4 separate regions of the Mus musculus genome follow, and all the other regions are linked to region 1. A link is a loop called in an ENCODE intact Hi-C map of the cell type or tissue named here. Cell type or tissue: heart. All regions are shown on one strand. Each heading gives the region's core, and the rest is flanking DNA. Links, peaks and the distances in the headings are about the cores only.

What was found. A loop is a pair of places that touch in the nucleus more often than their neighbours do. Peaks named below come from ENCODE experiments on the same cell type or tissue, not always from the same donor. Only the 100,000 strongest peaks of a DNase experiment are listed, where the experiment ranks them.
Region 2: it touches region 1 in a loop (3-fold over the local background); 4 of 42 quality-filtered maps call a loop at or near these places.
Region 3: a loop joins it to region 1, with 7 times the contacts of the local background. A loop is called at or near these places in 26 of 42 quality-filtered maps.
Region 4: it touches region 1 in a loop (7-fold over the local background); 20 of 42 quality-filtered maps call a loop at or near these places.

Annotation. Positions count from the first base shown.
Region 1 is chr9:21,134,384-21,139,907 of GRCm38, forward strand. Cdc37 (cell division cycle 37) reads right to left here. Exons shown (of 8, transcript NM_001378796.1): 8 at 5,048-5,524. The coding sequence ends at 5,425. Among named protein-coding and RNA genes, the nearest start is that of Tyk2, 5.9 kb to the left of the region's middle. In heart, for the core only: CTCF peaks have their summits at 765, 3,062 (motif pointing left) and 3,263; DNase peaks (open chromatin) are centred at 728, 2,248 and 3,179.
Region 2 is chr9:21,070,993-21,076,516 of GRCm38, forward strand. Fdx2 (ferredoxin 2) reads right to left here and starts at 2,539. Exons shown (of 5, transcript NM_001039824.3): 1 at 2,397-2,539; 2 at 2,272-2,326; 3 at 2,083-2,189. The coding sequence starts at 2,514. It overlaps Raver1 (ribonucleoprotein, PTB-binding 1), which reads right to left. Exons shown (of 13, transcript NM_027911.4): 11 at 4,972-5,115; 12 at 4,593-4,676; 13 at 3,166-4,504. The coding sequence ends at 4,358. Gm38431 (predicted gene, 38431) reads right to left here. Exons shown (of 17, transcript NR_038081.2): 11 at 4,972-5,115; 12 at 4,593-4,676; 13 at 4,299-4,504; 14 at 2,272-2,326; 15 at 2,083-2,189. It overlaps Mir7082 (microRNA 7082), which reads right to left and starts at 4,596; the gene lies at 4,505-4,596. In heart, for the core only: no CTCF peak of the experiment used is centred there; DNase peaks (open chromatin) are centred at 2,559 and 3,399; H3K4me3 peaks cover 1,781 bases; H3K27ac peaks cover 1,835 bases.
Region 3 is chr9:21,027,525-21,032,975 of GRCm38, forward strand. It overlaps Icam1 (intercellular adhesion molecule 1), which reads left to right. Exons shown (of 7, transcript NM_010493.3): 6 at 1-156; 7 at 247-1,290. The coding sequence ends at 422. Icam4 (intercellular adhesion molecule 4, Landsteiner-Wiener blood group) reads left to right here and starts at 1,908. Exons shown (of 3, transcript NM_023892.3): 1 at 1,908-2,299; 2 at 2,413-2,718; 3 at 2,858-3,072. The coding sequence starts at 1,930. The coding sequence ends at 2,970. Icam5 (intercellular adhesion molecule 5, telencephalin) reads left to right here and starts at 4,514. Exons shown (of 11, transcript NM_008319.2): 1 at 4,514-4,687. The coding sequence starts at 4,606. Mir1900 (microRNA 1900) reads right to left here and starts at 4,804; the gene lies at 4,727-4,804. In heart, for the core only: CTCF peaks have their summits at 2,135 (motif pointing left), 3,409 (motif pointing right) and 3,626; DNase peaks (open chromatin) are centred at 2,077, 3,397, 3,967, 4,747 and 2 weaker places; H3K4me3 peaks cover 3,455 bases; H3K27ac peaks cover 3,038 bases; H3K27me3 peaks cover 3,552 bases.
Region 4 is chr9:20,899,042-20,904,565 of GRCm38, forward strand. No RefSeq gene overlaps it. Among named protein-coding and RNA genes, the nearest start is that of Eif3g, 3.2 kb to the left of the region's middle. In heart, for the core only: a CTCF peak has its summit at 2,625 (motif pointing right); a DNase peak (open chromatin) is centred at 2,610; H3K4me3 peaks cover 755 bases; H3K27ac peaks cover 831 bases.

The DNA of each region.
Region 1 (5,524 bases), core at 348-5,347:
CTCTTCCCTCCACTCTGGCCAGGGCGCATGTGTGCATGCGTGCGTGCGTGCGTGGTGCGTGGTGCGTGTGTGTGTGTGTGTGTGTGTGTGTGTGTGTGTGTGTGCTGGGATGGGACCTGGGGCACTGTCTATACTGGATGAGCACATCACTCAGCTCTTTGAGGTTCTGTACTTCCATCTTCACTGGTCTAGAATGTGAGACCCACCAGGGAGGGCACATGCCCAGTGGGCAGACACCGAGTGGTCTGAGCTGGAGGCCAGGCTGCTCTCTCTCTGCTTTCAAAGGGCCAGCTGTCTTTCCCTGCTGACACTCTGTGGTGGCTCGAATGAGTGGGCCCCACAGACTCATATATTTGAATCTTGGTTTCCACTTGGCATATCTGTTTGGAAAGGGTCAGGAGATGTGCCCTTGTTGGAGGTGTTGTCACTGAGGGTGGATGGGTTTGAGACTTCAAAGGGCCAAGGTATTCCCAGTTCTCTTTTCTATGCCTCCTGCTTGTGGTTCAGGGTGTCATCTCATCTACTTCTCCATTCGCGTGCCTGCCTGCTGCCATGCTCCCCACCATGATAAAGGACTCTAATTCTCTGCAATTCTGATCCCCAAATAAATGTGTTCTTTTATAAATTGCCTTGGTCATGGTGTCTCTTCACCGCAATGAAAATAACTAAAACAGTCTCCTCTGCCACTGCCCAGGCCACAAGAGTTCAATAGCAGGAAGAGGACTGTGCCAAATTCAAGAGCCGGCTCAGATGGGTGGAGTCCCTCTGGAGTTCGGAAGCTGAAATAGAGGGCCTGGATCCTGTACCCAGCACTTCAAACTGGGTGACTCATAACAATAATGGCCCTAATAATCACAGTAATAATAAACAACAGCTCTTTCCCCCCCAGGGGATGCTGAGTCACGAGCCGGGGTAGCCAGAGTTTGGCATTCTCCAAAGGTCCCAAGGCTTGGCTTTTTCTATTTTTGGTTTTTCAAGACAGGGTTTCTCTCTGGAGCTCTGGCTATTCTGGAACTCATTTGGTAGACCAGCCTGGCCTCAAATAGAAATCTACCTGCCTCTGGTTTATTCTGTTTTATTTGTGTGTGACATTTAGGCACATACATGTACACAGTTGTGGAGGCCAGGGGAAAAACCTTAACTGTCATTCCTTAACTGCCATCCACCTTGGTTTGGTTTTGTCCGAGACAAGGTCTCATTGGCCTGTAACATCCCATTTGGATAGGCAAGATGGCCGCAGGCTCCAATGGCTACCGGGCTAATGAGCATGCAGCACCCTTCTGCTTTTGTGTAGGTTCCGAGGCTCAAACCTCACTTCCTTTACAGTTCTTTGCAGACTGAGCTCTTCTGGGCTGACTGGGCTTCTCCCCCTCCCCCTCCCCCTCCCCCCTGTTTCTGTTTGGTTTTGTTTTCATATTCTTTTGAAAGATGGGCAGGGTCTGTGGAGTTCACTTTAGCCTGGGCTGACCTCAGACTCAAAGCCCTTCTGCTGTCTCAGCTTTCCAGATGTTGGAAGTACAGATATGAGTGCCAGCCCAAGTCTGCCAGTTCATTCACAGCAGGACAGACATCCCACATTGAACAGTGGAGAGAGAAACCAGCTACCTGAGGCTACTGGGAAGGCCTGTGTTTGTTCTTCTGACCCAGAGGTCTTGTAGAACTTCTGCACCCTAAACCTGTCCATTACTCAGCAGGAATACCCAAGGGGTTTCCCCAATGGGGACTTTCCATACGAAGAGGGACAAACCCAGGACAGCTGGAACAGGTTTCAGAAATGAGGGGATTCCCCTAAGCAAGGCAGGTCTTTGGGGGAAGGGCTTCCCTAAAGTTCCCACCAGACCTGGGAAAAGCCAAGATAAAGAATTGAAAACAAAGTCTGTTGTCTTCTGAATGGGAGGTCAGGGAACAGTCAGGCCCCTCTCTCCTGAGGACTGCAAGGTGACTTGCTGGGAGACTTTCAAAGAAGGTTCCATGTCCTGCTGTACATGTGTGTAGCAGTATTCTCTAGAAACTGTGTCAACCATGGCAGAGAAAGGAAAAACTACAGAAATAGGGTGGCAAAAGATGACAGCCCACAGATGCCACTCTGTTTCTGCGACACCCCCACCCCCACGTAGCTTTGTAGCTGTTTTACTTCTCCGTATGTAGGGTCATCAACTGAGCTGGTAAAAATGAAAGCAAAGGGCTTGCATTTCCCTGCAATCGAGGACCCGGTTCAATGTGTCTAGGAGCCTAGGGGGGTGGGGACAGGAAGCCACCAGAGACTTCCTGACAGCCCAAGCAGCTAATGGGCATCCCTCTACAATGAGCTGCTGAGATGGCTCAGCGGATAATGACACTTGCCACCATTACTGACATCAATACTTAGTTCTAGCTCCAGTTCCCACAGAGTGTAGACACAGAAACTCCAGCTGCTTTTCAATGTCTACACAATAAGTATATCAATAAAAATTTTAGACCTATTTGTGGAACTATTTTGTTATGAAAAAACAAAACAAAGCACACTGAGACAAGATAGCCTAGGCTGAACTCGGTCCATACTTGTGCCTCAGCCTCCCAAGTGCTGGGATTATAGACATGTACTCCGTAATCAGCTATGAGACAACTCAATGAGTTAAAAATATAACCAAACCAGACTGTCAAAGTAACTCACAACCTATGTTCATCACAGCACTAGGCAGACTGAGGTAGGTTGACTGTCACAAATTCCAGAGTAGCCTGTGCTACAGTGAGACTTAATCTCAAAAATCACGAGCTGGAGGAATTACTGTGGTCAAGAGCACTGATTGCTATCCCAAAAGAGCTCAATTCCCAGCAACCACATCATGGCTCATGACCTTAAAGTACACACACACACACACACACACACACACACACACCCCATGTGTTTGGATCACCTGGAACTGAGTTACACACACACACACACACACACACACACACCCCATGTGTTTGGATCACCTGGAACTGAGTTACAGACCTACCTTTCAACTAAAGAATACTGGGCTTGTAAAGATTTGTGGCTCACTCCTGCCCTCTGGTGGATAGACACTTGGACACAAGAGCATTCTGGCCATTCTGCAAATCTTTTCTGTGGGCCTACTGTGCGTGCTCCAGTCCCCTTTCCCAGTGCTGTGGGAGTCTCAGGGGAGAAGGGAAGGAAAGGCTCATAGTGCCTGGTAGTCTACAGGTCATACCACACCGGTGAGGCAGTCCTGCGGCTAGTGTGAAAGGTGAGAGGTTCAGAGAGCTCCCAGGAACATGTCTGGGAGGTGCACTGCACCGAGCTAGGGCTGGTTAAAATGTTTTTTCATTCTGTTGTTCCCTGAGATAGGATCTCACTGTGCAGCCCTGGCTGGCCTGCAAGTCACCATGTAGACTAGCCTTGCCTCAGATTTTGGAGATCAGCTGCTTGCTGTCTTCCAAAGGCTGAGCTGGGTCCTGAGTGAGAAGCAGTTCCCAGAGGACAATGCCCTAAAAGGGGGATGGATGAAGGGTCAGAATCTTGCCTTTGGCTGATTTCAACTGATGCAGCTCACTGCACCATTTTTGCATGTTTGTTCATTTGCTTATTAACTTTATGTTTTAGGTTACACTCTTCTGTAGTATGCTGAGTTGGCTCTCTCCTGACAGCAGGTAGCATGCTGTAGGAATTAAAACTGCCAAGCTTGGTGGCTAGTGCCTTTCACGGCTGAGCCATCTCACCAGGTCATGCAAGTTTACTTTCTCACGCGTAGCCCAGACTGGACAACCATGTGCTTTGTGTGTGCCATCGGCATTAGGCATGTGTACTGTGCCTGTGTACCGTAGGACCCAGAGGATGCCCAGTGGCCTGCTCTATCATGCTTCATGTTATTCCTACTCACAGTCTCTCAATCTGAAACAAGACCTGCAGCCACCAAGCCCCAGGGACACGGTCTTATCTCCAAAGACACCGAGGTTACAGGAAGTGCACACGGCCATGTCCAGCATTTTGGTGCTGGTATCTAAACTGAGGTCTTCTCAGGCCTCTGTATCGAGAGCTATCCTCTCAGTCCACCACCCTTAACTCCAGAATTAAATCCAACTTTGGGCCTGGGATTTGCAGATGTGGCACCACACCCAGTTTATGCAGGGTAGGGCTAGAAGCCAGAGCTTCCTGAATGCTAGGCAAACACTCTGTAAACTAAGTCCTTTAATTCATTTTCACCGAGACAGTGACTCACTGGTCAGCCTAGCCCGGCCTTGAACACATGACCCTTCTGTTTCATTCATTCTTCAGAATGATACATGTGCTTTAAAAAAAAAAAACAAACAAAAAACAAAAAACAAACATTGCTGGAACTGAAACCACGCTAAGCCAAGCTCTGCCACTAAACTCTAGCCAGAGCCCCAGGCTACATTCTTTCTAACAGGAGAAATCCTCAAAGTTGCTCCCCAGGACTGGAGAAAAGACTCAATGTTGCAGAGGACACTGTGTTCACTCCAAGTAGCCACATGGTGGACTGAGGGCCACTGGGAACTACAGTTCTAAGAGATTCTGGCCTCTGCAGCCACTACATGTACACGTACAGAACACTCATACACATAAATTAAATTTTAAGCCAGGAGTGGCTCATGCTTTTGATGCCAGCACTCAAGAGGTAGTGAGTGGCACGTGGATATCTGAGTTTGAGGCCAGCCTGGTCTATATAGTGTGTTCCCAAACAGCCAAAGATACATACAAAACCTATCTCAAAAAGACATTCGGGCGTGCGAGCGTACACACACACAAATAAAAATTTAGAATAAGATGTTCCCCTAGCAGAGGCAAAGTCTAGTGTGAAAGGCCACATATATCTCATGCCCAGGTTACCCTCAAACTCGTGTCCTCTTGTCTCCATGGAGTGCTAGGGGGAGAGGGGAGACAGAGGGAGGAGTTAGGGGAGGCTGAGACAGACAGTTGGAGAGACACAGAAGGCCTAGGACTTCTGAAGGGTGAGGACAGGGCAAAGGCATGGATGGCTGTTAGCACTCCAGTTCTCCCCACCTAGGTTCACCCTCTGCCTCAAACAGCACTGAACCAGCGGCCTCCAGCACCTGGAACTGTTTATTGGACATTGTTGCCAGTTGCAGGACAGGAAGCTAGACAGAAGAAAAACAGTGACCATAGACCCATAGGGACAGACCTTGCCTAGATGGGGACATTTGTATCCCCAACCCGGTGGACCAACCTGGCAACTGCTGCCCCTCCCCAGGCCCCCAGGACTTTGGCATAACGCTGATGGGGGTAGGAGGCTGCAGACAGCAGAGCCCCTCAACCCGAAGCAGAGAGTCTGATGAGCGCTGGGGACAGGTGGGAGGAGAGGGGACACGGGGCAGGCCATGGGCCAGGATGTGAGGAGCAGCACAAGTGAAGAAGTTGGGAGCTAGGGACATGGTGGCTAAGTTTCCTTTTCCGGAGAAGGGTCACGCACTGACGTCTTTCTCGTTGCCCGCTTTGGGGACGGCTTCCAGCAATGGGTCCCCGGGGCCCGCCTCCTCCCCCTCCTTGGCCTCACCAGACTTG
Region 2 (5,524 bases), core at 338-5,337, 63 kb before region 1:
AGAGACTCACTGTGTATGCTGTCCTGGAACTTGCTATGTAGACACCAGGCTGGCCTCAAAGTCACAGACAGCCTCTCCTCCCAAGTGCTGCACCACTAACCCAGCACCGACCCTTCCAACTGTCTGCCAATGACAACCTGTCTTTACTCTTGGGCTTAGAGTTCCTGTTAGGCTCAGAACGGCATGCTATGACAAAAGACTGTCACTTTGGTATACACAGTACATAGTATTCACACAAAGACTCTTGTCATTTGGGGGAGGTGGCAGGTTTTTTTCATAACTTGTCATAATTTTTGAGACAGGGACTCTTGCTAAGTTACCCAGGCTGGGTATGAATATAAACAGGGTCTTGTTATTAGTCGATGGTTGCCCTGAAATGTTCTGACTGGGTTAAGGGGTCACTGCAAGCCCAGTGACCTGAGTTCAATCCCTAGGAAAACAATATGGAAGGGGTGAACCAGCTCCCTCAGGCCATCCTCTGACCTCTACGGCGAGGCATAAGCATGCACACACACATGCACGTGCACACACACATGTACACGCACACGTGCATGCATGCACACACACACACACACACACACACACACACACACACACACACACATACACGCTAAATAAATACAATACAGAAAACACTCAAGGGTGATACTCAAGGGAGGCATGAGAGGACGAAATGCCCCATGTCTGAATCATGTTTTGCCATGTGACTCTTGCTTCTGGACCCTGCCTACCATAATATGGTGTACAGCTCCCTGCTCTGCAAGGTGGAACTACTGCCCCCTTTACTCCTAAAGCTGTCCCAAGGAATTAGCACTCAACATACACTGATCTCAGACCTGCTTACATGGAGGGCCTTGGGAGGCCAAGGTGTGAAAGAGGCTGTGGGAGAAATGTCAGAAAGCAAATGAAAGCCAGGCTCTATGAGGCCACTAAATACAGACAGACATGGGCACGGGAGGCTTAAGCTGGGTGAAAGGATGCCAGGCTGTCAAGTCTGAAGAATGAGGAGCCAAGTCATCTGCTGGGAAATCACCTCTCACATTATAAGCACAGAGGTGCTAGGACAGGACTGAGCTGTGATGCCTGAAAAACAGCAAGAGAGTGGTGAGGGACAGCACTGTGCATCTGTGATCCCGCTTCAGTTCCACCTCTCCCCAAAAGGTAGTCAGCGGCAGCACTAGAGAATGGGGGGTCAACATGGAGAATCCACAATTTCCAAGAGAGCACAGATTCTAGCAGCTCAGTAAGGGCTGCTCCAAAACCTAGTTTTATTTTAGTGTTAATTTAAAGAAAGATTTTTAAGTGTTTCCATGTGTCTCTGTGTGGGTTGTGCATGTGAGTAGGTGCCATGGAGGTGAGGTAGTGTGCCCGGCACTACTGGTACAGAAGGCTGTGAATTGCCTGGCACAGAGCTGGTGGTAGGAAGAGAACACAGGTCTTCTCACAAGCCGTCTGCAGTCTTCAGCACTGGCGACCTTTCCAGTTTCATTATTGCCATCTTACTGGCGTTAGCGCAAAGGTGGTAAAACAGTAGAGACAACCTGTATTCTCAGAACTGAGAAAGCTAAGGCAGTATGATCAGCCAGCAGGTTTAAGGGTAAGTCAGAGACTCTGTCTTAACCATTTTGGCACTAAAGAGGTGGAGGCAGGGGCATCACTATTGTGAGTTTGAGCCTAGCCTGGTTATATAGCTGATTTCAGAACAGCCTGAATAACATGGACTCCATCTCAGTTCTTCCCATCCCACCTATTTGGTGATATGGTAGGCAGCACATGCCTGTAGTCTCAGGACTCAGGAAGTGGAGGCAGTAGGTTCACTGCAATGAGTTGGAGGCTAGCCGGGATTACATACTTAAGTTCCTGGACAGCCTGATTCACAGAGTGAGATCGGACCCACCCATACACCACCTAAACAAAAGTATTGGATTGTGGTAGTGCACACCAGGTCCCAGGAGGGTCAGCAGTTCAAAGTCATCCTCTGATACATAGTAAGTTCGAGGCGAGCCTGAGCTATAGGAAACCTCTCAAAATTACAAAAAGGTATAAGAATGCCAAGGATCTCCCTAGTTTCATATGACCTACCTTCCAGGTCCACCCCGTGGCGCTGGGCCAGGTATAGAACATTGTCCCCGACTTTGCCCCTCACCGGGATCCGCTTGCCAGAGCGGTCCACGAACACCACGTTGACCCTGGGGACAAACAGGGTGCAGGTGCTGAGCCGGAGGCAGGGAGTGGCAGGGAGGGGCAGGGCGTGGCACGAGGGGCACTCACACGTCCCGGGGCAGCTCCGGGCTGTCCGCCGCCTCCTCGCCAGCACGCCGCTCGCCTGGAAACACACGAGTGGGTGAGCGGCTGCGGCCTCGCTGCACGCCGCGGCTCGGCCCAGCCCTATGTACCTGTAGTCCCGAACGTCCTAGATGTTACCGCCGCGTGCCCGGCCCTGGGTCCCCAAGATCCCCCGGCCGCCCGTAACAGGACCCGGGCGCTCACGCCCCGGGCCATGGAGGCGGCCATGATAGGCCACGTGACCGGAAGACCTAGCATGCTCTGCGCGTCCTCAGCGACAGTAAACGCAGCGTTTGGGCGCCGTGTGAGGTCAAAGGTGATGCACTGGGATCTAGCTGGACTTCCGGCCTCGCCCTGTGGTTGGATATTTCTTCCCTTAGGTCGTACTGTATGTGTTCTGCTTATATGTACGTATGTGCACCAAGTGGGTGCCTATGGAGCCCAGAAGAGTTGATGGGTAGTGTGGGGCTGGGAACTAAAACTACGTTCGGCAATTGGGACCAACCTCTGAGTTCTCTAATTTTTAGACAGGATCCCCTAGTCTGGCCTTGATCTCCGAATTCCTTTGCTGGAATTACCGGTTATGTGCAACCAGTATTTAAATTTTGTTTGAGACAGAATCTCTATAGACTGAGAAATTCTTAAGTCTCTAAGCAATTCATATAGACCAGGCTGGCCTCCAAGCCCAACTTAAATTTTTAGGGATTGTGTGTATGAGCCCATCCGTGACATGTGTGTAGGTCAGTGGTCAATCTGCGGGAGTCAGTTCTCTCCTTCCACCATTTGGGGCAGAGGGATAAAACTCAGGCTGTCTGTGTTACCAGAATTCTGAGCTAGTTTGCTGGCCCATGGTTTATATCAAGAACCAGCCAGCTCTGATTTTTTTTTTAAAACCGTTTACTTACAAACTTTAATTCAGCAAAGGTCTATGCAGGGGGTGGGGGTGGGGTGAGGGGGTGAGATACACCCACTGGAGTGGGTTTGGGTTATCATGTTTGGGGAGGGAGGCTGGTGGTGGCTCAGCTGGCTAAGGGCAGAGCCCCTAGGTCCCCCTCACATGGACAGAGAGGAGGCCTGCTCCAGTGATCCAGCCTGGGGATGGTAATGACCTGGGTTTGAAAGAACATGGTAGAGGCCCAGTGGCCTGGGTACAATGGTCACCTTTCACAGACAGCAGGGGAGACTGTTGAAGCCAGCAGAAAATACTGGTCTCTGCATCCAGGCTTTGGGCAAAAGGGGTGGTTTGCCAAGATCAAGGCTTTAGCCTTCTGTCCACAGGGCAGACACCTGGAGAAAGGATGAACCCTAGGCCAGAGCTCTTTGGTCCTGAGCGGAGCTTTTGGAGCTCCGCATCTGTGAGGCTCTGACCCAGCAGGACCTGTGGCCCAACTTTAAGGCATCAGAAGGCAAGGATACTGGGGCAGGGGCTGGAGATCTTGGGGCTTAGGGTACTGGCCAGAATAGGCAGGCAGGGGCATGAGACAGCTATACCTGCAGCAGATGACTGGGAAGAGAATAGGGTTAAGCTGTTGGAACCTGCACATGTGGAATAGAGCCTGGGCAGGCCAGACCCTGAAGGAATCAATTTGGGGCTTTTCTGGACGGATGGGGGAGTAGATGTGATAATCATCCTGGTTGTTTTAAAAAATAATAAAAATTAGAAAAGGAAATAAAAGTCAATTGTCGAAGTTTAAAAACGGGGACTGTCTCTGATCCTCACAGGTCAGAGACACCTCCAAAGGCACTCAAGAGGCCAGAACACAGGAGTGACGAGGCAGGAGAGGAGGCCTGGAGCTAGGGAGGGAAAGAGAGCAGGTCAGGCCCCTCTCTCTTAAGGCTGCAGGGTTTGGCTCCAGGAGCAAGCCCACAGGTAATGGTGTGGCCCCAGATACCCCACATTCCTTGAGCTCCAGCTGGTTGGTCAGCAAAGTCTTTTGCAGAGATTTCTCTATTACCCAAAGAAAGGACATTAAAAAAAATAATAAAAATAAAATCCCAGAAAACACAAATACCAGAAAAAACCCAAAAGCAACTTGGTGCAGGCCCTTGGAGCATCTCTGGTGTCGACCCCTTAGAAAATCCTCTTCCGCTTCAGGTAGGAGTCCGCGTAGTGGCCGCCGAGGCCCTGGGAGTGCTGGCCCACGTAGCTGCCCTCTGGGCTGGGCTCAGGTGAGGGCAGCAGGTGGGAAAAACTGCGTTTCTGGCCACCCAGTGGGGTCTGGAGACAGACAGCAAGGGGGGCCAGGTCAGTGGCCTCCCAGAGCCAGGGTTGCCCAGCCCTGTGCCTCCCCTCCTCCTGCCCGTACCTTCAGCAGGTGACTGTGACCATTGGGCCCAGGGCCCAGGCCCAGGAGCCCTTCACTGGAGCCCATTGGAGAGGAACCAACAGCCTGGGGAGTCAAAGAGGTGGGGCAGGTCACCCTGAGGCCACCTAGCCTGCAACTCAGAACTGAGGCCTGGTGGTAATCCAGCTGTCTCTCATCTGTCTTCTGGGGCTAAGACCACCCACACCTTAGGCCAACTTGAGATGAGGGGAAGCTCAACAGTGGGAACCAGAGGGGCCAAAACCACTGCAGCATGAGCTGTCGCCGAGACCCCTTGGATGACAAGGCTACAGAGACATACAGACACACAGCCCGGCATTCCAATGGTCCTAGAGACCAGTCCCTTGTAGGGCAGACTCACCTTGTTCAGGTGGCTCTGCTTGAGGCCAGCCTGTAGGCCACTGGTGAAGTAGGAGGTGGGTGAGCCAGAGTAAAAATGAGAGAGGGGTCCCCCACTGCCTCCACCACTTCGGGGCTCATTGAAGCTGCTAGGTGGGGGGGACATCTGCAGAGAAAGGTTCAGCTGAGGAAAACCATGGCAGGAACCCTTGCCCACCATGATTCAGATTGTCCATGTTTATTTTCTGGGGACCTCTGGGACCCACAGCCATTGTAGCAAATTCAGACTGAACCACAAGAGGATAAGCTCTGAGTGGCTCAGGGAGACACCATGCTCTGAGCCAGTGACCTTCACTTCAACAGATGACTGACCACCTGTGTGAGCCATGGGGTGAGCCCCTGCTGAGCCCCCAGGGAACCACTTACTGCCCCATTGAAGGTGATAAGTAAATGCTTGCACCTAGAAGTTTGAGTTGGACAACATAGGAAGACTGCCACCAGTTTGTGGAGCTCAGTTAATAAGGGAAAGCACTTCTTGTTATACAGCTAGTGCTGACTGCATGTCCACTTTATTA
Region 3 (5,451 bases), core at 1-5,000, 110 kb before region 1:
CATCTCCTAAGATGACCTGCAGACGGAAGGCAGATGGTGCCCTGCTGCCCATCGGGGTGGTGAAGTCTGTCAAACAGGAGATGAATGGTACATACGTGTGCCATGCCTTTAGCTCCCATGGGAATGTCACCAGGAATGTGTACCTGACAGTACTGTGTGAGTATCCCAGGATATAAGGCTGGATGAGGGGTGGGCTAGGTGCCAGGGCCTCAAGTCTCACCATTCCCTTCTGTCTCTACCACACAGACCACTCTCAAAATAACTGGACTATAATCATTCTGGTGCCAGTACTGCTGGTCATTGTGGGCCTCGTGATGGCAGCCTCTTATGTTTATAACCGCCAGAGAAAGATCAGGATATACAAGTTACAGAAGGCTCAGGAGGAGGCCATAAAACTCAAGGGACAAGCCCCACCTCCCTGAGCCTGCTGGATGAGACTCCTGCCTGGACCCCCTGCAGGGCAACAGCTGCTGCTGCTTTTGAACAGAATGGTAGACAGCATTTACCCTCAGCCACTTCCTCTGGCTGTCACAGAACAGGATGGTGGCCTGGGGGATGCACACTTGTAGCCTCAGAGCTAAGAGGACTCGGTGGATGGAGCAAGACTGTGAACACGTGTGACCCGGACCCACCTACAGCCCGGTGGACCTTCAGCCAAGAAACGCTGACTTCATTCTCTATTGCCCCTGCTGAGGGGCTCCTGCCTAAGGAAGACATGATATCCAGTAGACACAAGCAAGAAGACCACACTTCCCCCCGACACAGGAAAGCTGAGACATTGTCCCCAACTCTTCTTGATGTATTTATTAATTTAGAGTTTTACCAGCTATTTATTGAGTACCCTGTATATAGTAGATCAGTGAGGAGGTGAATGTATAAGTTATGGCCTGGACCCTGCTGCAGATGCTGTGAGAGTCTGGGGAAAGATCACATGGGTCGAGGGTTTCTCTACTGGTCAGGATGCTTTTCTCATAAGGGTCGACTTTTTTCACCAGTCACATAAACACTATGTGGACTGGCAGTGGTTCTCTGCTCCTCCACATCCTGGAGCGTCCCAGCACCTCCCCACCTACTTTTGTTCCCAATGTCAGCCACCATGCCTTAGCAGCTGAACAATCGAGCCTCATGCTCATGAAATCATGGTCCCAGGCGGCTCCACCTCAAAGAGAAAGCCTGGAAGGAAATGTTCCAACTCCTTAGAAGGGTCGTGCAAGCTGCTGTGGGAGGGTAAGCACCCCTCCCAGCACAGAAACCTTTCCTTTGAATCAATAAAGTTTTATGTCGGCCTGAGTGTCTTGTGAGTTTGTGTACAGTCATCACATCAGTTAGGCAAAGCCCTAAGGACTGCCGACTCCCATAATGCCTCAGGGTTGTCTGGTAACCTAACCCTAACTCTGAGTCTGTGGATCAGGTTGGTCCCCACCCCCACCCCCTTTCTTTTTTGAGACAGGTTCTCTTTGTGGCCATGGATGTCCTGAAATCTGCTATGTGGAATGGGCTGGCCTTGACTTCACAAAGATGGGCCAACCTGTCTCCTGAATGCTAGGACTAAATGACAAAGCCACTGCCATGTCTAGTAAAATCTACGTTAGATAGACAGGGTTTCCCAGTGTAGATCAGGATGGCCTTGAACTTACAGAGATCTGCCTCCCTGGGAGTGCTGGGATCAAAGGCATGTGCCATCACCAAGCGTTATTTTATTTTTTAATTTTTAAAGACTTCTTGGGGCTTACGTAAAAACTAAAGAGCAGGTCCAGAACTGTGCAATGGCTTTTGGTTGATTGTAGGGTCTGATGGGAGGGGAGGCAGGTATCTTCATCAGGGCCGGCCGAGGCCCATTCTGGGGCGTGGCCAGGGTGCCTTCTTATCTCCTGCGGCCAGCCTAAACTCCCTGGCGTTCCGCCCGCACTTCAGCGCGGGCTTTGTGCCATGGAGTCTGCCCTTCTGCTCCCGTCGCTTTTGCTGGTGGCTGCCTATCCGAGGGGTGGGAGCCCCCAGCAAGAGTGGATGCAAAGTCCTCCCGCGCCTTCCGTGACCTCAGCACCTTTCTGGGTGCGTCTTAATCCAGAGCTAGAGGCCGTGCCTCCCGGGGGCTCAGCGTGGCTTAACTGCAGCCACAACTGCCCCCTGCCGGTGCATTCCAGCCTGCGCACCCAACTGCGGCAGGGAAAGATAGTTAATGGATCCGGCTGGGTATCTTACCAGCTACTGGATGTGAGGGCCTGGAATTCCAAGGTGCGCTGCGTCGTCACTTGCGCAGGAGAAACCCGAGAGGCCACCGCCAGGATCACTGCTTACAGTGAGGGAGACCGGGGCTCAGGCCGGGCTGGGGTGAGGGGAGAGGGGTGGAGGAAGCGGATAGATGGTAATTGCTTTAAGGGGTGCCTGTGGGCCTTATCTCTCTTGCCTTAGAACGGCCCAGAAGCGTGATCTTGGAGCCTCCGGTCCTAGTGGGCCACAAGTACACTCTGCGATGCTATGTGACACACGTGTTCCCAGTGGGATTCTTGGTGGTGAGCCTGAGAAGAGGTGGCCGAGTGATTTATCATGAAAGCCTGGAGCGCTTCACCGGTTCAGATTTGGCTAATGTCACTTTGACCTACGTGATGCGGGCCGGACTCAACGACCTCTGGCAGCCACTCACCTGCCATGCGCGCCTCAATCTCGACGGGCTAGTGGTGCGCAGCAGCTCGGCACCTGTTATGTTGACAGTCCTCGGTGAGGCATCCTGTAATCCCAGGGAATGGGTGCGGGAGAGGGGATGTTGCCACTCCAAGGGGGCCTGCAGAACAGGCGTGGGCTCCACGCTTGGCGGTCCTCAGACCTCCTAGTTCCTGATTTTCACTCCTGCCCACAGCTTTAAGCCCAGCCTCTATAGCCTTGGCCTCTACCTCCATCGCAACCCTGGTGGGGATCCTCCTGGCTGTGGGGGCTGTCTACGTGCGCAAGTACCTGGCTGTGCAGACTTAGTTATAGATCTGTTTTCGATGCCTGACAAGAGGGAGGGGAAAAGAACTTCAGAGTAATTAATTCAGAGACTCTTATTGAAACAATAAAGTCTTCCTCCTCAGTCTCTGCCTTACGGTTCTTGGAGAAAGTGGTTTCTTTTTTAAGGTACCTTACTTTTTCCAAATTCCTTACGTAGGGGCTGAAGATTAGTAGATTAGAGGTAGTACTGGAGGAAACAACACCTTGAAATTTCTCCTTCAAGGCCAGCATGGGGTCCTAGAACCCGAGTTCCTCTGCGTAGAGTTTTGTTAGCTTTATTTGTGCGGGGCAGAAAGACTAAACTGACCTCCCCTCCAGGGCTGACTCTTGGTATGGCTTTTTCTGATTGGCTCCGCTGATACAGGCCGGAGCTCTGATTGGAGGCTAAGTTTCCCTTCTCCTCCCTCCTTTTCCACTACGGAGCCTGTGCGTTACTAGAGAAGGCCAGCGGGTGGAGCTAGACCTGATTCCCCAAGGTTATCATTAATTGGGGGGGGGGGGGGAGGTAGAAACACTCGAGTAGGCGGGGCCTTCTTCAAGTAGTAGAGGAAGCGGCTAACTAGATAGGAAATCTAGCATAGCAACAAGTTAAGAGATGATTGTTCAGGCCACGTGAGCTGTCACAGACTTGCTTCCTGGCGTTGTGCTTGTTGTCTCCGAGTCTGGTATGTATGTAGAGAGGGATGTCAAAGCTGGGGTCAAAGTGTCCCCAGTTGATCTTTTGGTCCAGCGTGAATTGCAGAATCTCGCACTAGTTACCCAGTAGAGGCGGCCACACTCCTGGCGAGGAGGGCGCAGAAGCTCTGCTGAGAGACTAGACACACAACAGCGTTGTAGACACATTCCCGCTGCACTCTGGGTAAATAAAGATCGGGTGCCGGAGTCGACTCTAATTTAGAAGCCTGCGAACGCTGCGCACACGCACACGTGTCCGAGTCTTGCTGGCACTTGATCCCCCTCTTCCTTCGCCGCGTGCGCGGAGGAGGTCTTAGGGGCGTGGCTCCCATACTTAGCCTGCTGGAGGTCAAAACGAAACCTCAGTTAAGGAAGGCATCCTCACATTCTCCTCTTAGAACCACATTTCCTGCATACTATTGACTCCCCAAGCTAATACAAGCAACCTCTCCATCCACCCTTGCTCAAACAGGCGCTGGTGGGAGGGACCGAGGATGGGCGTGGCTTGGAGACCCAGCGCGTTGTCTCAGACTCTATACCTATGGTGGTGGGTGTTTGGGCAGGGCCTCTCAGCATCCCTTCCCTCCTTCGCCAGGGATGACGCGGGAGAGCGTGGTCGCCCCCAGAAGGCTTTAGATCATTAGGCCGACCTCCATGTAGATCTTTCCCCCACGGGGGACCGCTCTTGCCTGGCTAGCTCGCCTGCATTAAGGCCTGGAGAAGCCCAGTGCGCGCTCGCCTCCTGTCAGCTCGCCCCCCATCACCGCCTCTGTCACCGCCCCCTCCTTAGAAACCAAGTTACCAACGTTTAAACCAATCCCTGGGCGCAATTCTGCCACCCCCACACTCCACCCGCTGCGCTGCGCGGTCCTCCCAGCCCCGCTCTCCATCACTCGCGCTCCCCTCGCCTTCTGTGCTCTCCCCTCCCCGGCAGCGGCGGCAATGCCGGGGCCTTCGCCAGGGCTGCGCCGAGCGCTCCTCGGCCTCTGGGCTGCCCTGGGCCTGGGGATCCTAGGCATCTCAGGTAAGAAGAGCCCGCCGGCGGAGCCAGGTGGATAAGGCGGGGGCGGAATTGAAGGACCAGAGAGGGCGGCCCGGGTGTCCCCTCCAGGCTCCGCCCTCTTCTAGCTTCCCACGCTTCTGCCACCACCTGGAGCTCCGGGCTTCTCCCTGTCCTTCCTCCACCCCAACACACCTCGATCTTTCAGATCGGAACCCAGCACCTTTTCTGAATTCGGGGTTTTGCACCCAACCTGGCTCAGGAGACACTGTGGCTCTCCTGTTCTCTCCTGCTCTGTCGTGTCCTATGGTTCACAGACTAGCATCATCCCTATTTATGATCCTCAAAGACCCTATCTCCTCAACTGTCATAACTCAGAGGCCCTGTTTCCCCTCCACCTGGAGCCCTGGCAACCGGCTTTCTAGGGCTTTCCTCACGGTTCCTTCCCGGAATCTAACCTTGTGGCTTTCTGTCCAAGTTACTCAAGTTTGGGGACAATCTCCTTTAAGCCTTTGACTCAGTCTCTCATTTCTACTTTGCTTTCGCCCCCAGCCTCGGTGTCTCTCCCCCCCATTTCCTGACGACCTGTCAGGGTCTTAAGAGTGACTTGGTTCCCCATCCCCCCAAATTGGAATCTCCTCCTCCTCACTATTGATGTGTTCATCTGAGACCCCATCCCTGCACCGAGCTTCCCCATCTCTGCCATAGGCAGCAAGGCTTCCAGAGACGCCCCTCTAAGAGTGCGTCAGTCCCGAATCTTGAGTGGGATGCGGGACTCCCGTGCTATT
Region 4 (5,524 bases), core at 311-5,310, 240 kb before region 1:
AATCGCAGTGCTGGAGGTGGAAGCTGGAAAATTATGAGTTAAAGGCCATTTTCAGCTACCTCGTGGATTCCAGACTAGCCTGCGCTCCATGCGACTCTGTCTCCAAAACTAAAGGTGTCTTGCTTTGTTCCCCAGGCTTGCCCCTGAACTCCTAAACGCAAGGAATTCACAAATAGCTGGGGCTATAATTGTGTGCCAACAAGCTTGGCTGAAAAGCACGTGTATCAAGAATGCCCTCGCCCCACATCGTTTAGAGGATACCAGGATTCTGGTTTGTTGAAGAAGAAACAGACTCAGACCAAACCCTTTTGTCCTGTGCTAAGACGTCCTTTCTTTGAATAAGAGGCCACCTGGTCTCCTGTGCCTCCTTTGCTGTGTAGCATGCTAGGGTTTATCCTACAACCTTGTTGTGCGTTTGTATTATTTGAAGACAGCATGCTTGTGCATACATAGCACACATGGAGGTCAGGGGACACTTTGCAGACAGTCTCTCCTTCCACTATGTGGGTCTTGGGATTGATCTCAGGCCTTCAGGCTTGGCAGCCAGCCTCCTGCTGTGGTCCAGGAGTCCCCTCACAGACCACACGAGCCCCAGTCTCAGTCAGAGAGAGGCACTTTATTGAGCATACATGTCAGGACTGGTTAACCAGGGCCACAGTCCAGATTCAGGACCTGAACTGTGACCCTGACTTAAGATCCTGCAGGGTTTTTAAGCCTCAAATCCACAAACATCTGGGCCAAGTCACATCACCAATCAGGATTCAGAAATGGGGGGTTTACCTGGGAACATGGTTTTGCCTTACACGTATCCTGCTCCCATTGGTTGGGTATTCAACGGTGGCAAGAGACTTTCCTTGTTGAACATTCATGTCTCAATGTGCCAACCAGGTTGTCAGTTACCCACGCACATGTCTTTCTGCCAAGTAGGATGCCAGTTTCCAGGGAGGTCTTGGGAACTTAAACTTTACTCAGTCATTACTCAAAATGGAAGTCTTATTCCAAAGGGTTTCTTATATTGGTGCAGTTCTCTCTCTCATCTATTTATTTTATTTATATAAACTTGAGCTGTCTGAAGACACACCAGAAGAGGGCATCAAATCCTATTACAGATGGTTGTGAGCCACCATGTGGTTGCTGGGAATTGAACTCAGGACCTCTAGAAGAGCTCTTAACCACTGAGCCATCTCTCCAGGCCAGAGATTTCTCTCTTATGTTGGAGTCCATCCCAGGGACAGCTTATACAGACAAATACCATAAAAATTTATATATGGCTAGTAAGTGCTGCTGGGTGGTTGGTTCAGGTCAAAGCTTATTATGGGTAACTATTCAAAAAAGTTCTACTAACTTCTATCATGATTGGTTTCCAAGGGCACAGGGCATAACAGAATATGTAATCAGTTTTGGCATTAGAAAGTTTCCTAGTAACAGCAGAAACATATGAGAAAGTTTCCTTATAATGGTAGGCTAGCCAAGTAGGCTACCTAGGCCTTGACATTTTATCTAGGCCTTAATATTTTACCTAGGTCCCAGTACCTCCTTAGCTGCAAAAACGTTGCAAGCTCTATTCCTGCCACCTTAAACTCTCTCCAGTGCTAAGCTCCTGTCAAGTAAGTGGAGGTTATATCAGATTCTCTGCCGTAGGAACATCCACTCCAAGTCCATGTGTCTGTTTGGGATGCTGGTGGGGAACGGAAAGCAGGGAGTTGGGCACACTAATACTGACCTATACTCCTAACACTTAGAACTTGTATCTTAAGCTGGCAAGATGGCTCAGTGGGTGAAGGCACTCTCCACAAGCCTGCTGCCTGGAGTTCAACCCTAGGACCCATCTGAGGGAAGGAGAGGACTAACTCTAGCAGGTTGTACCCTGAGCCCCACACTTATGCTGTGGCCTGTTCTCACACACTGCATCGTAGTGGGACCCCTGTAGAATCAGAGGATCTAGGGTGAACATCAGAATGAATAGCTGCTTTCTAGATGGACTTCGACCTTGAAGAAATCCTGTGAGACTCTTCAGGATTCAGTCCAGAGGCTGAATGTCCCTGCTCCCAGCTCCCAGCCAGGCCTCGGGGCTAAGAAGGACAACGCTTCATAAAAATGTAATGGGTCGGGCGTGGTGGTGCACACCTTTAATCTCAGCACTCGGGAGGCAGAGGCAGGCAAATTTCTGAGTTTGAGGCCAGCCTGGTCTACAAAGTGAGTTCCAGGACAGCCAGGGCTACACAGAGAAACCCTGTCTTGAAAAATCACACACACACACACACACACACACAAAATGTAATAGAATCAGAGGAGGTCAGGCAACATCTAAGGATGGTATGGCCTTAAAAGGAAATTGGTTAACTAACTTACATTTGGTTTTTACTGTTGTTCTCTCTAAGGACACAATAAACAAAATGGTCAGTTTCAGTGCTAGGAAGGCATAGGCAGAAAATCCGAGAGTTTGAACTCAGCTGGGAATGAGGAAATAGAGTGGGGTCGTGAGTCAAGTAACAAACAAAGAACAGACTGAAGAGTTAGTTCCAGGTCTCCGTCCTCCCGGCTGGAGAACACGGTCACTTTAAGTAAGGTTTCCTGGGGTGCCTGTGTTTTCTTGTGAAAAAAACTTGTTGCAGTTGTCACTAGAGGGCAGAGTAGGACAGTGAGAAGGAAGGAGGTTGGGGACCAAGGAAAGAACCCCAGCTGCAAAGCTACCTTTTAGAAAGGACCCACTGGGGACACACACATGGCTGAGGCAGGAGTGCCACCTCAAGATCAAGGCCAGCCTGGCTTACACAGTAACATCCTGTTTGTAATGAAAAAGAAAAGAAAAAGAAAAGAAAAACGGCCAGGTGGTTTTTAAAGGTACAAAATTAAAATACTGATAGGATTTCTCCTTGGAACCTAGTAGTTTGACAGGTGGCAATTTGTATGCAAAGACTTGACAGTTAGAAGGCTGTGCAGTGGAGGGGAGGAGCTGCGGATACCTGTCATCAGCTCGGGTAGGAGCCGGGAGCCTCCAGAGGCCGCTTGCACTGCACAGTGAAAACCCATAGATAAATAAGTAGTGTTGCTCCTTCTCTGGGGAGCAGTCTTGTGTAGCTCTGGCTGGCCTCAAACTCGCTACGCAACTGAGGACGACTTCAAGCTACTGCTCCTCCTACTTCCACCTCCCCAGTGCTAGGATGGCAGGCAAACATTGTCCCGGCTGGTTTATTTCATGTTACAAGTGGAGCCCAGTGCATGCTGAGCCCCAGTGCACGCTGGGCAAGCCGTCTTAGGCAGATTTTTCTTGCTGTGATAAGCACCATGACCAAACGCAACTTAGGGAGGAAAGGGCTCATTTTATCTTACAGCTTGTAGTGCTATGCTGAACGAAGCCAGGGCAGGAACTTAAAGCCTGAAGCAGAGGCCATGGAGGAGCACTGCACGGAGGAGGCTTGCAACCCATGGCTCCCACAGTTGGCTTTTGACTGTTTTCTTTTGGAGACGGTGTCTATCTCCCGCCTGTCTGGGGACTGGCTATTTAGACCAGGCTGGCCTCTAACTCACAGAGATCAACTGCTTCTCCAGTTTGGGGATTAAGGCATGAGCCACCATGCTCAGTCCTTCAGTAGTTGAAAAGCAAAACAAAGCAAGAGATCACTGTGTAGACCAGGCTGGCCTTGAACTCACAGTGATGATCCACATTCCTCTGCCTCCACAGTGTAGGAATCAGGGGCGTCTGCTATGCCTGACCCTTAAAACACGTTTTTAAAACATTTTTTAAGCCGGGCAGTGGTGGCACACACCTTTTAATCCCAGCATTTGGGAGGCAGAGGCAGGCGGATTTCTGAGTTTGAGGTCAGCCCGGTCTACAAAGTGAATTCTAGGACAGCCAGGGCTACAGAGAGAAACCCTGTCTCAAAAAAAAAATTTTTTTAAAATTTATTTTGTGGGGCTGGAGAGATGGCTCGGTGGTTAAGAGCACTGACTGCTCTTCCAGAGGCCCTGAGTTCAATTCCCAGCAACCACATGGTGGCTCACAACCATCTGTAATGGGATCTGATGCCCTCTTCTGGTGTGTACTCATATACATAAAATAAAGAAATAAATCTTTAAAATGATTTACTTTGTGTGGTTGGTTAGTGGAGATCAGAAAATAACCTTCAGGTATTGGTTCTCATCTTCCATCATTTGGGCTCAAGGGATCTAACTCACACATTAAGCTTGGCTGCAGGTGTTGCTGTGGCCCTTGCCCTGTCCCCGAGCATCATGTCATTACTGAAGCTTTTCCCTTCACTGTGGCTCAAACTCCCCTTCAGCCTGGCGCCATGCACTACCCCTCAGGAGGCAGATCTGAGGCTTGAGTTTTTTGCCTCTATGCTGGCTCCCTTTCACTCCTCTAGAGGCTGGGTGTGAATGTGTGGTGGGGGTGGAGAGGCAGGGTTGTTAGTTTGGTACTTGAGAAGGGGGGGGGGGGGGGCAGGAGGTCGAGACTAGCCTCAGCTACACGAGTCTGAGAACGGTCCAGGCCATACAGAAGACTATCTCAAAACCAATGTAATTCTGCAGCATTTACCAGGGATTTGATGGATCTCTCAGATCCTGTGGCATTCCACCCACTTCTAGGTATTTGCCTTTAAAAGAAACACAGTGCTGTTTCGCCCAGCCCTTTGGCATATACTAGACGAATCCCTTGAAACAGATAATGCAGCTGGAAATAGTGCCTCACACCTGCATACAGCCTAGGATACATAAATGAGCTCAGGGCTAGCCTGAGCTACAAAATGAGACGTGTCTCAAAACAACTAGCATAAACTGTCTCAGGTCAGTCTCACACCAATGACCCCAGCACTCAGGAAGCCAAGGCAGCCAGATGACAGTAAGTTCAAGGCCAGCCTGTGCAACAAGTGAGAACGAGAGAACGCCTGGCCTGGACAGTGGAGGTAGGTAGGCATTGCTCAAGGTTGCTCAGGGTACGTAGAACAAGTTGATGTGTTTATAAAAAGAAGGGGGATATGTTCTATGGAGGTGCAGTGAGGTATAGGGGAAGAGGGTGTCTCAGTGGGCCCATGTCAAGGCATCTCTTCCCGCTGAGGGACCAGTCACACAACTGTATAGAATTTATTCAGGGCATGGGGAGGGGAGTTAAGAGGGTAGTAGAGGCAGAGAGAGGGAGACAGAGAAAGGGAGGAATAGAGGTTGGCCATGACCATGTGGAGGGAGGGTACAGAGCGGGAGCAGGAAGGGAAGAGCAAGAGGTCAAGAGAGCAAGAGAGGGAGGAGGGGGCAAGTAGCCCCCTTTATAGTGGGTCAGGCCTACCTGGCTGTTGCCAGGTAACTGTGGGATGGAGTTTAGACAGAGTGCTAACATTCCTCCCATTTTGGTTTAACTAAAAAAGATTAGAAAGATGTGATGGCAAAGCGGAAATAGGGTCGTTGTGATAGCTGGCTGCTTCCTGCTGACACTGGGGTGACGTTGTCTCTCGGGAACCTAGAGGGATGGGTGTGGGGATGTTTGCCCAGTCTCAGGAGAGTGGGCTGCTTCCTTGTCCGGGGTCTG